Linked DNA regions of Homo sapiens: region 2 is linked to region 1. Evidence: chromatin contacts called from ENCODE Hi-C or POLR2A ChIA-PET data. All regions are on one chromosome and are shown on one strand. Each heading gives the region's core, a stretch centred on a gene start or an enhancer-like site at or near the end of the contact. The rest is flanking DNA. Distances are from core to core; before and after follow the strand shown.

Region 1 (6,756 bases), core at 831-3,330:
CAGAGAAGGAAAAGGACCACCATGAAATAATAGCTAGGATTACTGGGAAAAGATGTTTTTTTCAGTTTTTAATCCTGTGCTCCTTCTAACTATGTCTGTATCTAAGTGCTAACTTACTAGTTTTAGCGATTAACAGCAAGTCTTCAGAGAGTCATGACAGTACATCTGCCTTTAAAATAGAAACTCTAATCTTCTCCCTTGACAAAACCGTGCTGAAAGTTCTACAGAAGAAAAAATAAAGGAAAGGGTGAAAGCCCAGGTTACCTTCATACCACCACTGCCATTAACTACTTTTCAATCTTTCTCCACGACAGTATGAGTCCCAGGCAGCCATAGGTCCAAATTCCAGGTTTACGGCAAAGAGTAACAAGCATTTGGAAACACATCCAAATCCTCACGCCTATGTTCTCAGGGAAGAAAATCAAGAGCTTTCGGCCAACATTAACATTGGATTCTCACACTACAACCACAGTGTTTTGCTACTCTGATGGGGTGACTGTATTCAGAGCCAAGTACAGCGACCCAAGATCGGAAAGCCAGAGAGCCCTCCGAATGCGTACTGCCCAAATGTGGCCTGTCTCCAAGTGCTCCCTTTTTACGCATTTCCTACGCACCGCCAGCTGCCGCAACCTTTTGCAGAGTCATCATCGCCTCCTCATTTTTGTACCCACTTACCGATAGGCCACTGAGAGGCTAAGATTCTGGGTTAATTTCTAGTGGATCTGGCCACAGCATAGGAGAACTCCAACTCAGGTTGATCCCTTCACTCAGCTAAAAAGGTAGTTCTCTGCAAGGCCTGCTAGCCCAAGATGGCCAAGCAAAGACAGCTTACCTCCCCCCTCGCCATTTTGCAACCTTAATTACCCGAATGCTGAGCGCCTCCCCTCCCCGGCACTCCGTCTGAAATACGCATGCGCGCCGCTTCCTCCTTACCGTTCTCCCCAACCATCCAGATGTTGTCTCAAATATGCATGAGCGCCACCTCTACCTCCCAAACGCTGGTACCAACTCCTAGCAACTTTGCGTTGTTAAATATGCCTGCGAGTCCTTCACTTCCCGACCTTCCAACCCTCCAACCCCGACGCCATTCAAGCCTTGCGCATGCGTGCCTCCCTCTCCCCACCCCCGCCCCACTGGAGCCCGTCCCCTTAACTCAGGTCTTCTCAAATACTGTAAGCTTGAGCGCCGCCCCTCGGCGCCGCGCCTCCTCATCCAGCCTCTCAAATACCCTGCGCACCGCGATAGTCCTCTCTCTTCTTGCTCCCATTTGTATACAGTATGCATGCCTGATGCTATCTGGACGTGTTTCTCGCCACAATTCTGCCCCAGTGCCCAAGGAGAGCCATTACCAGCCTTCCCTAATGCGAGTAGATGCGATAAACTAGGGAAGTTGAATCGGGGAAAGAAGGCGTTGCAGGTGATCAGAGTGAATCCCAGATCTAGATGGAATCGGTCCCAACTCCAAGGGAGGGGGCTAGAGTACCCCAGGATTCACATAAGACCGGTCAACCTGAACAAAGGCAAGGAAAACTTTCACAAACCATCGGATGAACATAATCCTAAGGCCTCGCCCTTTAAATACATCTGCTACAAATGACGAACCACAAATGTTTTAAACAGGGAACATTATGGAAAACACCGATGCTCAGGTGCCTTGACTCTAGTTAGAGGAAAGGAACCCGCATTCCTTTCACAATGGGAAGCAAATGCTCAACATCCTTTTGGAAAACTGGGGCCTGTAACGTATTCCATTTTTTCCTCCCGTGAACTGGAAAAATGCACAAATTAAGGATCTTCCTGGCCCAAGTTCCCTCCGCCGCCCTCCATGTTCTGTTCTTCCCCTACATCGTTCCTTTACCTCCTGGTTGAATTCAGTGTCGTAGCAGGAATTCTTAGAGCTGGCCGTCCCAAGATGGGGTGGAGAGAGCGGCATGAAAGAGAGAGAGAGAGAGAGACACGCCTGAATGGCAGCAGCAGGCCTTAGCGGCAATGGACAGCAGGCACAGGACCAGCTTTGCCTCGAGCCGCAACGCTGATGCCAGAAAAGGACAACCTCTCCAGAATCGCCGCAGTGTGCTTCCAGCGCATGCGCTGCTAACGCCCCTTAACCCCCCCTCCGCGCCCCGCCTCCCCCACGCGCCGCTCTCCAGCCTCTAGGAGTCTAACCCTTAGCGGTCCACCGACCTCCTTCACTTCTTTCCCAGGACGCTATCCCACTCTGCTTCTTCCACCTTTCCCCTCCCCTCGGTCACACTGGCCTCCACCATCATCCCTCCCTCAGCCCATACTTCTTTCGTCAATCCCTCTCCCATTATTCTTAGCCCACCATCTACCTTTATTTCCTCTGCTATCGTTAGTGGTCTACCCTTCAATTCTTCACTTTCCCTGCCAGTCTGCAGCCCTCTTGGGCCTCTTACTCCTCTCCTCCTATGCCTGATGTTGAAATTTGTAAAAATTACCGCAAAAATTTTTTTTTAAATAATTGTAGCCCGGGCGCGGTGGCTCACACCTGTAATCCCAGCACTTTGGGAGGCCGAGGTGGACGGAACCCTTGAGTTCAGGAGTTCGAGACCAGCTCGGGTGACATGGCGAAACCCCGTCTCTACAAATAAATACAAAAATTAGCCGGGCGTGGTGGTGCGCACCTGTACTCCCAGCTATTCAGAAGGCTGAGGTGGAAGAATCACTCGAGCCCAGGAAGTCGAGGCTACAGTGAGCTATGATTGTGCCAGCTATGATGTTGCCAGCCTGGGCAACAGAGTGAGACCCCATCTCAAAAAAAGAAAAAAAATATTTCCACACATCCTCTCCAAAGCAGCTCTCAGGGTGAGCTCAACCAGCCTGTCTTGGGCAAAGAGAACACCTTTTTGATGATGACCCACAGGGAAGATCCAGAGACAGGGAACCAGAACAAAAACTGCAAAAGTGTTCAATCAATTTGGGGGTAAGAGGCAGTAGACCACCAACATGGAAAGCTCTTTTCTTTCTATTCACAACCCTGGTATTGTCTGGACATTAAAAATGAGATTCAATGTCCTTCACTGCTTACTACAAGGCCTGTTCTTGTCTTCTGTAAGAACTCAAATATTAATTTTGAGGGAAATGGCATTATTTACTTAAGAGGCTCTGAAATAGATCCCTCTTTGGGTGTGAACTAGAAAGAATACAAAATAATATTTTGTTTCTCTTTATTATGTTTTACTTTGGTGTCTGGTTCTTATTGCTTTCTAAAAGAGCCAGTTTGGAAATACCAAAAACTGAGACCCGCAAATTCATAAATCCTAAAACTCATAAACTTATACATCACCATCCTCTCAAATTAACTTAAGAATGTTATATCAACATTATTCAGAGAAAAATGGGTTTGCATTTGTTATATAATACGCCCAAAAAATTATACAACAATGTGCATATGAAGAAGAAAAAAGAGAAATAGGCATGCATTAAATAAAAAAGAAATGCCGAAATCTCAGTGGTACAAAGAACCTCTTCTAAATTAAAATAATCATTTATTATTACACAAAAGTTAAAATATAAGAAATTTTACCCCAAATTCTACAACACTATTTTAACAAATGCTCTTATCTCTGTTATTTTTCTGTTTTAATGGTTTTATTAATATATAATTTACATATCATACAGTTAACCAACTTAAAGTGTACAATGCAATGGATTTTAGTATATTCACAGAATTATGCAGCCACCACTACAATCAATTTTAGAATATTTTCATCACCCCAAAAAGAAACTTCATACCCATTAGTATTGTCTTAGTCCATTATGTACCACTGTAACAAAATACTGCAGACTCGGCAATTTATAAAGAACAGAAATTTATTTCCTCACAGTTCTGGAGAATGGGAAGTCCAAGACTGAGGAGCTGGCATCTGACAGTGGCTTTCCTGCTACATCATCCCATGGTGGAAGGGCAAAGAGATAGAGAAAGAGAGAGTGCGCGCAAGAGGGGGCCAGAACTCATCCTTTAATAAGGAACCCACTACTGAAATAACAAACCCACTCCCTCAATAATAGCATTAAGCTATTCATAAGAGTGGTGCCCCCATGACTCAAACACCTCCCTTTAAGCCTCACCTCCCAACACCACCACATGGGGCATCAAATTTCCAACATATGAACTTTGAGAGACATATTCAAACCATAGCAAGCATCTTTGTGTTCTCTTATGATTTTTGTTCAAATATATAATGTTTTGGCTGGGCGTGGTGGCTCATGCCTGTAATCCCAGCACTTTGGGAGGCCAATGCAGGAAGATTGCCTGAGACCACAAGTTCGAAACCAGCCTTGGCAACATAGCAATACCCTGTCTCTATTTAAAAAAAAAAAAAAAAAGAGGTGGGGGCCAAGCACAGTGGCTCGCACCTGTAATCCCAGTACTTTGGGAAGCCAAGGCAGGCAGATCAGTTAAGGTCAGGAGTTCAAGACCAGCCTGGCCAACATGGTGAAACCCCGTCTCTACTAAACATGCAAAAATTAGCTGGGCGTGGTGGCGGGCACCTGTAATCCCAGCTACTCGGGAGGCTGAGGCAGCTGACTCGCTTGAACCTGGGAGGCAGAGGTTATAGTAAGCCGAGATCATGCCACTGCCCTCCAGCCTGGGTGATAGAGTGAAACTCCATCTCAAAAAAAAAAAAAAAGGAAAGAAAGAAAAAGAAAAAATGTATATATAATGTTTTAACATTAACTTTTTTTTTTTTTTGAGACAGTCTTGCTCTGTGGCCCAGGCTGGAGTGCAATGGCACGATCTCGGCTCACTGCAATCTCTGCCTCCCAGGTTCAAGCGATTCTCCTGTCTTAGCCTCCTGAGTAGCTGGGATTACAGGCGCCCGCCACCACGCCCGGCTAATTTTTGTATTCTTAGTAGAGATGGGGTTTCACCATGTTCGTCAGGCTGGTCTCGAACTCCTGACCTCGTGATCCGCCCGCCTCGGCCTCCCAAAATGCTGGGATTACAGGTGGGAGCCCTTGCACCTGGCCTAACGTTAACATTTTTTATGACACTATATTTGTGTTTGAGGCTGTGTTTTTACCATGCACAGATGAATATTCATCAGCAAACAGATTTAGTTCTGTTTCTTCCAAGGAACTTCTACTTCTACCTTCATCTCAGGCAAGGAGCTTGGTCCTAGGCTCAGCCATATGGAAATCACTACACATTACCCCAAAGGTTCAATGCATAAGAGACTCAACTTTTCCCCCACCAACACTATTTACCAATGGCACAGACAAACATCAACATTTTATAGATACAATATTGTGATGTTTTCACTGCTTTTCCATGCCCCTAATTATTAATTATCTTCACTATTTTTAATAAATGGACAACATTGCATTTTTTGAAAGTATTATAAAATTGAAATCAGCACATAATTCTTACAGATTGAGTTACTTACTCTTTCCACGTCTCTTTATTTTGAAAAACTTCCATAATGTACCATGGCCCCTTAAGAAGAGAAATTCAGGAAAAAGGCACGGGCTGGGTGCGGTGGCTCACGCCTGTAATCCCAGCACTTTGGGAGGCCGAGACAGGCAGATCACGAGGTCAGGAGTTTGAGACCAGCCTGGCAACACAGTGAAACCTCATCTCTACTAAAAATACAAAAATTAGCCGGGTATGGTGGCAGGTGCCTGTAATCCCAGCTATGCGGGAAGCTGAGGCAGGAGAATTGCTTGAACTCAGGAGGCAGAGGTTGCAGTGAGCCAAGATCGAGCCACTGCACTCCAGCCTGGGTGACAGAGCAAGACTCCATCTTGAAGAAAAAAAGAAAAAGAGACACAGCTGGTAAATCTTGAACCCTGTAAAATACTTAGAGTCCTAGGCCTACCTATTTGTCTAAACTTCCCAGTTCACAAGCCGTTCCTAAGGAGTGGTAAGGAAGAAATTTGGGAACCTCTGTTGTATCCACTCATTTTAAGCTAACATCTGAGACTTTATTTTTCTCTTTTCCCCCATCCTATACATTTCTTAGGAGACTGGGCTTCTTCTAGAGGATGTGATGATTAATTTTATATGTCAACTTGGCTGGGCCACGATGCCCAGATATTTGGTGAAACATAATTCTAGATGTTTCTGTGAGGGGTGCTTTTGGATGAAATTAACATTTAAATTAATGGATTTCGAATAAAGCATTGCCCTCCATAATGTGGGTCGGCCTCATCAATCAGTTGAAGACTTGAATAGAACAAAAGACTGACCTATTCTGGGTAAGAAGGAATTCTGCCAACAGATGGCCTTTGAACTGCAACATTGGCTCTTCTCTAGGTTCCCAGTCTGATGGCCTTTGGGCTTGAACTACGGTATCAGCTCTTTCCTGGAGCTCCAGGCTGCCAGCCCACCTTGCAGATTTTGGACTTGCCAACCTCTATAGTCATGTGAACTAATTCTTTAAAATCTCTCTCTCTCTTTCTCTTTACGCACATGCATGCATGTGTGTGTGTGTGCACGCACACACATGCACACACACACACACACGGTGTTCTCTTTCTCTGAAGAACCATGACTAATACAGATTTCCTGAAACCTATGAATACTCTCAATTGAGGTTGTGGCACAGGAAGGAAAGGTAGTCAAGAAGACTCTCTCAGTCCCTTGAATTCAGCTTTACCTTGCCAAATTGTATGTTGACTAAATCTGACATGGGACTGGCCTTAACTTTCCAAAAGCTACCATTACAAAAATGTAAAACAACTTGGAAAACAAGAAGTACCTTTTGTCTTCCTAGAGTCCATTAATTTTTC
Region 2 (6,728 bases), core at 2,905-5,404, 1.7 Mb before region 1:
AATCATACAAGTTATAAAAAAAATTAGTCTGTCCATCTCCCATCACTGCCTGGTAATGACTTTACCTAGCCCATATTCTATGGAGTCCGGATGATCATCATCGCCCTCTTGGCTGACCTTCTGGAGATGCTGCAGATAAGCATCAGTGTGGAAGGTGGCCATCTCCTCCATGGAGGCCACTTTAGGCTTAACTATCCTAATAATAACAGAGAGAACAAAGAGAGGTCAGTGAGTCAGACCCAGCGTATGCCAGAAGCTAGAAACAGAAGCCAGCAGTCTGAGAAGAAAATACGTCTCAACTTCTGGTTCCAATAGGCTGGAGTAATAAACATATTCTGTTCTTCCACTGCACTGTGCGGTCTTCACTGCCTCACATCTACAGTAGTGACTCTATTAATAAGGGGCAAGAAGATAGATTTTCCCTTGAGTTTATAGGTAAGTAAACAAAAGTAATTATATTCAAGTTAAACAAATAATCAGGTATCAGACAGACTTTACCCTGTGAGTTACAACTTTCAGGACAAACTAGTAGGCAGGGATATTTTCATTTGAACCAGTTGCGAATTGGGCTATCTAATCCTTTCAGCTATATCTTTATTTTAATAGGCAGCTATGTTATCATGCATTTTGAATTTGGAGTCAGATTTGGAGTCAGAGAATTGGGTTCCTGTCCTAATTCTGTACTTACTAGCTCTATAACCTCAGATAAGTCAACTGTTCTGTAGTTCAGTTTTCTTATTTGTAAAATGGGGAACTTTATGGGACTTATGTGAAGATAAAAGGATAACACATACAAAAATGCTTGGTGGATAACTATCATTCTATTAACAGATAAAAAATGGGCAACCCAAAATGTAATGTTTCTAGACTTGGACCCTCCTATCTGCCTCTGAGAGCGAGGCGAGAAGGGGCAAAATGGTTGGAACCGGACTTCACTCAGAACCTCTCAACCTACTCCTCACGAAAAATGACAAATAGAAGCGAGTGAGGGAATAAAGGGAGCTAACCCAATAAGAGGCCTTACCACATCTAACCTCTAGCTGCCTATTCCCCATTTCCTCTTCTTGACCCCACAGCTGCCACTACTGTTCTCTAGCCCTTGCCACTTAAAGGGTGGTCCATAGACCAGGAGCATCAGCATTCCCTGGGTGCTTGTTAGAAATGCAGAACTTCAGACTTGCCTCAGACCTGAGTCAGAATTTGTATTTTAACATGATGATTTTTAAACAAGATGACACATTTTAAGGTGATTCATATACACATTCAAGTTGAAGGAGCCCTGACCTGGGCCACAGGGAGGCAGCAGTGGTTTTAAATGTCTGCTGAATGGGAACACAGCCATGAGTTTACGATGAATGAATACGACTATACAGGCTACTACTATCACCAAGGTAGCTGGAAGAAATCCTGTGGTTTGGCCTCAAAAGTGAAATACATAGCCAAGACCCAAGAATTCTTGCTTCTTCTTAAAGAAGACAAATCTATACCACCAGAGGTGAAAAATCTACCCATTAAAATAAAAATTTTGTAATATCTCGGACCGTATTTCCCAGTCCTAAAAGCTCCCTCTTCTAGTACCCTTCCATTTATTTTGGTAAATGTTAAAAAACACTTACTGAAAACCTCCCTATTTAACAGTAAGCAAACTGGACAGTTTTGCTTTGCTTTGATATCTTGTTTGTCATAAAATAATTTTTTGAAATGTTAAATAACTTTAATGGAAGGCATATAGTTACTATGTTAACCAAACCATATGGGTTAAAAAATGGCTTAAAATGGGTGTGGTGACACGTGCCTGTAGTCCCAGCTACTCGGGAGGCTGAGGCAGGAGAATCGCTTGAACCTGGGAGGCGGAGGTTGCAATGAGCCGAGATCGCGCCACTGCACTCCAGCCTGCGCGACAAAGCAAGACTCCATCAAAAAAAAAAAAAAAAGGCTTAAAAATTCCCTTTAAAAGGTACAAAATGATTTTGTTAATAATAAGGATAAAATCTGAAAGCCTATTATTACACTACCTTCTGGGAGATAAATGAAGCATAGCACACTAGTTGGTATGAGCACTCACCTATTTGGCCAGAAATTGTCATAAGTAATCCTATATGTGGCAGGGTTATATTTGCTCTTATAACGACATCAAATACAGAAATGGCAATAAACAGCAAGTTCATGTTTTTGGAAGAAACAGTTAGCTCTCTCTTGAGTTCTGGCGCAGTCTTGGCAGTTTTCTTTGGTCTTTTTTGTTTGTTTGTTTTTTGAGACGGAGTCTCACTCTGTCACCCAGGCTGGGGTGCAGTGGCGCAATCTCGGCTCACTGCAAGCTCCGCCTCTCGGGTTCACACCATTCTCCTGCCTCAGCCTCCCGAGTAGCTGGGACTACAGGCGCCTGCCACCACGCCCGGCTAATTTTTTGTATTTTTAGTAGAGACGGGGTTTCACCGTGTTAGCCAGGATGGTCTTGATCTCCTGAGCTCATGATCCGCCTGCCTCAGCCTCCCAAAGTACTAGGATTACAGGCGTGAGCCACCACGCCCGGCCTTCTTTGGTCTTGATCTGTCTCCAGCCTCACCCATTAAAGTTTGGTGCTGGTGGTGGGTTGTCTAAAAGTCTTAGGTTGAACTCACACCCTCAAATCTGGCTTAGAATGAAACGAAATCAAAAGAAAAATGGAACACCTCCTAGCTGAACACCTTTTTGTATGAGACAGGTTTTAATACCCAAATGTACTCAAAATCTCCACAATGCACTGCACCTACCCCTGGGATACTTAACCAAGCAATCGAGCTGTATTTCTAATGAACCTTAACTGCTTCCTGCACTTTCCACTCCCCTGTCCCAAGTTTTCTTTTCTTTTTCTTTCTTTCTTTCTTTTTTTTTTTTTTTTTTTTTTTTTTTTTTGAGACGGAGTTTCACTCTTGTTGCCCAGGCTGCAGTGCAATGGTGCAATCTCGGCTCACTGCAACCTTCACCTCCGGGGTTCAAGCGATTCTCCTGCCTCAGCCTCCCGAGTAGCTGGGATTACAGGCGCCCGCTACCACGTCCGGCTAATTTTTTTGTATTTTTAGTAGAGACGGGGTTTTGCCATGTTGGGCAGGCTGGTCTCAAATTACTGACCTCAGGCGATCCACCCACCTAGGCCTCCCAAAGTGCTGGGATTACAGGCGTGAGCCATGCTCTCGGCCCCCCAAGTTTTCTTAATTCTTCAAGAGCTTTCTTGGGATTACAGGCAGATTACAAACACTGTGAATACTTTCACAGAAAGCTAAAATAATTTTTTCAAAAGACCATTCTTTTCCTTGCCCCACTGTGAAGCAGGATATTAAGGCTACGAACACCTAGCTTCAGGGCTATGTTCAAGAAAGACAACTTACCTCATCTGCTTATGCAGTGCATATGCTTCAATCAAAGAATGCACCATACTGGCCTAAAAACATCAGCGTAAAAAAAAAAAAAGAAAAGCAGAAATAGTCTCTTTAAAGTTTAATTCAGCAAAATCCCCGTCAATCTCACCATCCTGAACAAAGGAACGGATTAATTTTGTTTCAACTGGCTTCCCTTCTGTTAACAGTTACAATACACTTTAGACAATACAGATACAAAGTATCAAAATCACTAAGGTGAAAGCTACCGGGCCTTAGGCAGGTGATGGAACACCTTCCCCCTGCAGCTTGTTTTCCCACGACTTCAGCGGTCCCCTATGAGTGGAAACTGCGTCCTCTCCCCTCCTCCGTACCCCCTCCCCCACTCCTACCTGTCCATTGGACGTCCCGAAGAGACATGCTGCGCTCTCAGAAACGATATGAGAACACTTCCTTCTGATACAGCTTTAGGTATCTGATACAGCTACTCGAAATTTCTGAAGATTTCCCCCAGCCCAGTGTCCTCTCCGCTTCCTAACGCTCTTTCGTCCACCGCCCCCACCCCCACCCCCAAAGCCCATGGTCTTTCATCCCGACTTCCCTTACCCGTTTGGGGATCTTGGCCAGGGAGTCACACATACTGACATACTCGGGACTATAGATATAAACCGGGACCAGCGACTGCCCACTGTCCGCCGGTTCCTCCGGCTCCTCCATCTTCCGCTTAAAACCGTTCCGCAGCCACCTTCCAGATCTGGCTTTTTTCGGACTCGGCCAGGGTTCCAGTTCCTGCTCCTCTGATCGGCCGCAGCGGTGCTCCCTGGTCAACATTCCCTCCTATTCTTGAGATCGCCGGAGACACTATCACCGCTCCCCATCCTATTGAAGGAATGGATGGGACTTCCCAGACCAGACTCCCCTCATTTAGTGACCACAGTTCAAGGAAAAGGGTTTGGCAGATGTAAAAGTCCAAATAGCTGTCAATTAGGATCGATTGTTTTTATGGCACAAATAAGTAGGGTCAAAACTAACCATCCTTGTTGCCCTACGGGGCCATTTGAGATGAAGTCAGACCAGTTTCACAGCATGCTGGGAGATGTAGTTTCCGGAGGTTTGAGCAACGGAAGAGCCGGGGCTAAACACTAAAATAACCGCGATTTTTAGTTTCAGCGCTAAGACCAAAAAAAAAAAAAAAAAAAAGTAGCCTCAACTCTTTATGAATTGTTTCAATCTGCAAACACATCCATTTCATCCATTTAACCATATAAACACAGATAGAACGTGGCCACCTAGAGCCCCCACCATCCAGCTACATCAGCTGCCTATCCTAAGGATAGGCTTTTTTTTTTTTTTTTTTTTTTTGGTGGGGGCGCTATTTAATGGCACAAATGGTTTGAAAAGTTTACACAGTAAATTCTGTGATGCAATTTTATAGTTCATTTCTTTTCATCATTAACTATCCATGTCCACATGAGAGTTAACAATCTCAATAATTTACTCTGGCAAATCTGATAGTACTTTCCCAAGAGACTGGCTGGTGCAGTGGAAATTGCTTGGTAGATTCCGATCAAGCAATGATGTCAAATGTAACTCCTTGAACATTCATGTGGTAGGAAGGTTGCAAGCAGTGGTGTTTGGAAACTGCAGCTCTTCTCCTCCTACCTCCTCTTGTTTCTGCAGCTAAACATAGATTAGGGAAATATTTTAGGTTTGGTGTGAGGGTCCAGTTTAAGACTATCTGAGGCGGTTTTAGAATTACCATCAGCATTTGGAGGTTCCTGGAGGCCCCTATGATCTGATACAAGCTGGCCAGTGCTCAGGATCTTAATTCTCATGGCAACCTAAACTGACTGACTAACACCACTGGGACAACCTAATATCCTTACTATATTTAAAGTCTGGCTTGCTTTTTAGACTTTAAACATTTATTGAAGATTGTGACATGCACATTGGCCATATTATCTCATTTCATCCTTGCAACAGTCCTATAAAGGAGGTTGCAATACACCCATTTTACAGATGCAGTTTAGAGAAACAACATTCAAAATCACATACTTAACAAGCAGATAAGTAGGAATTCAAAATTAGGTCAGCCTGACACTGAAGCCTTTGAACATTCCCTTTATTATATAAACTTGATTCGTCCAGGATGACTTTGTGTTATGATATAACTTTGTTCACCCTCCATTTTGTATCCCTTCAATACTTATTCTGAAAATCTTGGGGGTGTTTTGGTGATGTGCTCTGTAACTAGAATGTAAGATCTTATGTTTCTTTAATTTATGTCTTCCCATAGTAACTAGTTAAAAGCTCTGCAGTCATTCATTCATCAAACATTTATCTGATATTAAGTGTACAGTACAGCTGAGGATTCAAAGGTAAATTATGATGTGATCTCTGCTCTCAAGGAATTTGCATTCTTTTTTTTTTTTTTTTTTTTTTTGAGACAGAGGAGTCTTGCTCTGTCGCCCAGGCTGGAGTGCCGTGGCGCGATCTCCTCTCGCTGCAAGCTCCGCCTCCCGGGTTCATGCCATTCTCCTGCCTCAGCCTGTCCAAGTAGCTGGGACTACAGGCGCCCGCCACCACGCCCAGCTAATTTTTTTATTTTTAGTAGAGACGGGGTTTCACCGTGGTCTCTATCTCCTGACCTCGTGATCCGCCCGCCTCGGCCTCCCAAAGTGCTGGGATTACAAGTGTGAGCCACCGCGCCCAGCCAGAATTTGCATTCTTATACAGAAGATGGGGCAAGTACACAAGAAACCAAAGGCAATGCAGAGTCAATGAATGTAGGATGCTTAGCCTACTTAATAAATAAGCATTAAGTACTAAATAACTGGCATTTAATAAATGGTAACTAGAATTCATCTTTGATGGCATTTGAGAGGGTCTTAGGAGGTGGGCAAGATTTTGCTTGGTGAAGATGGGAGCCAGGAGAGGGCATGCTGACTAGAATGAACAGCATAAACAGTAACACAAAAGGGAAAATTTCTAGTCGAGTTTAGCTAAAAGGGCCAGATCATGAAGAACATTGAATACCAGGCTAAAGAGAATAGACTACATTCTGTGGGAAATGGGAAAACATATTTAGACAGAAATAGTAAGGAAAAAAGATTTCTATAGCAGCAGTGTGTAGGAAAGATTAGTCATTAAAAGGCTAGGGGCAGTTAGAGTGCCACAATGGTCCAAATAAGAAGTGATAATGATTTTAAACTAGGGTGGGGGCAATGGGAACAAAGGAGAAATAATGTACAGGGTAGGTTCAACAGGACTTTTTTATTACTTGGATATTGGTGAGAGGGAGGAAGATGGAAAAGGGTTGCTGAAAACTCTTAAATGTAAACTCTGGGTAAAGAAAAGACTAGAGGTAGCAAT

What was found. A loop is a pair of places that touch in the nucleus more often than their neighbours do. ChIA-PET counts read pairs that join two places held with the same protein, here RNA polymerase II (POLR2A). Pooled maps may share reads with other maps.
Region 2: a loop to region 1 is called in a map of OCI-LY7, with 7 times the contacts of the local background. The contact joins the promoter of HDAC8 here to the promoter of FTX in region 1. A Hi-C loop is called at or near these places in 1 of 168 maps with a recorded cell type or tissue (OCI-LY7), 2 of 37 single-sample maps with no recorded cell type and 9 of 50 pooled maps. POLR2A ChIA-PET finds 5 or more read pairs at or near these places in 1 of 52 experiments (Caco-2).

What each region holds. Positions count from the first base shown.
Region 1 is chrX:74,291,494-74,298,249 of GRCh38, forward strand. FTX (FTX transcript, XIST regulator) reads right to left here and starts at 2,081. Exons shown (of 7, transcript NR_028379.1): 1 at 1,859-2,081. LOC124905199 (a long non-coding RNA gene) reads right to left here and starts at 1,103. Exons shown (of 2, transcript XR_007068266.1): 1 at 265-1,103. RefSeq lists an enhancer at 545-1,335.
Region 2 is chrX:72,568,689-72,575,416 of GRCh38, forward strand. It overlaps HDAC8 (histone deacetylase 8), which reads right to left and starts at 4,155. Exons shown (of 11, transcript NM_018486.3): 1 at 3,963-4,155; 2 at 3,369-3,421; 3 at 66-196. The coding sequence starts at 4,073. RefSeq lists an enhancer at 4,118-4,247.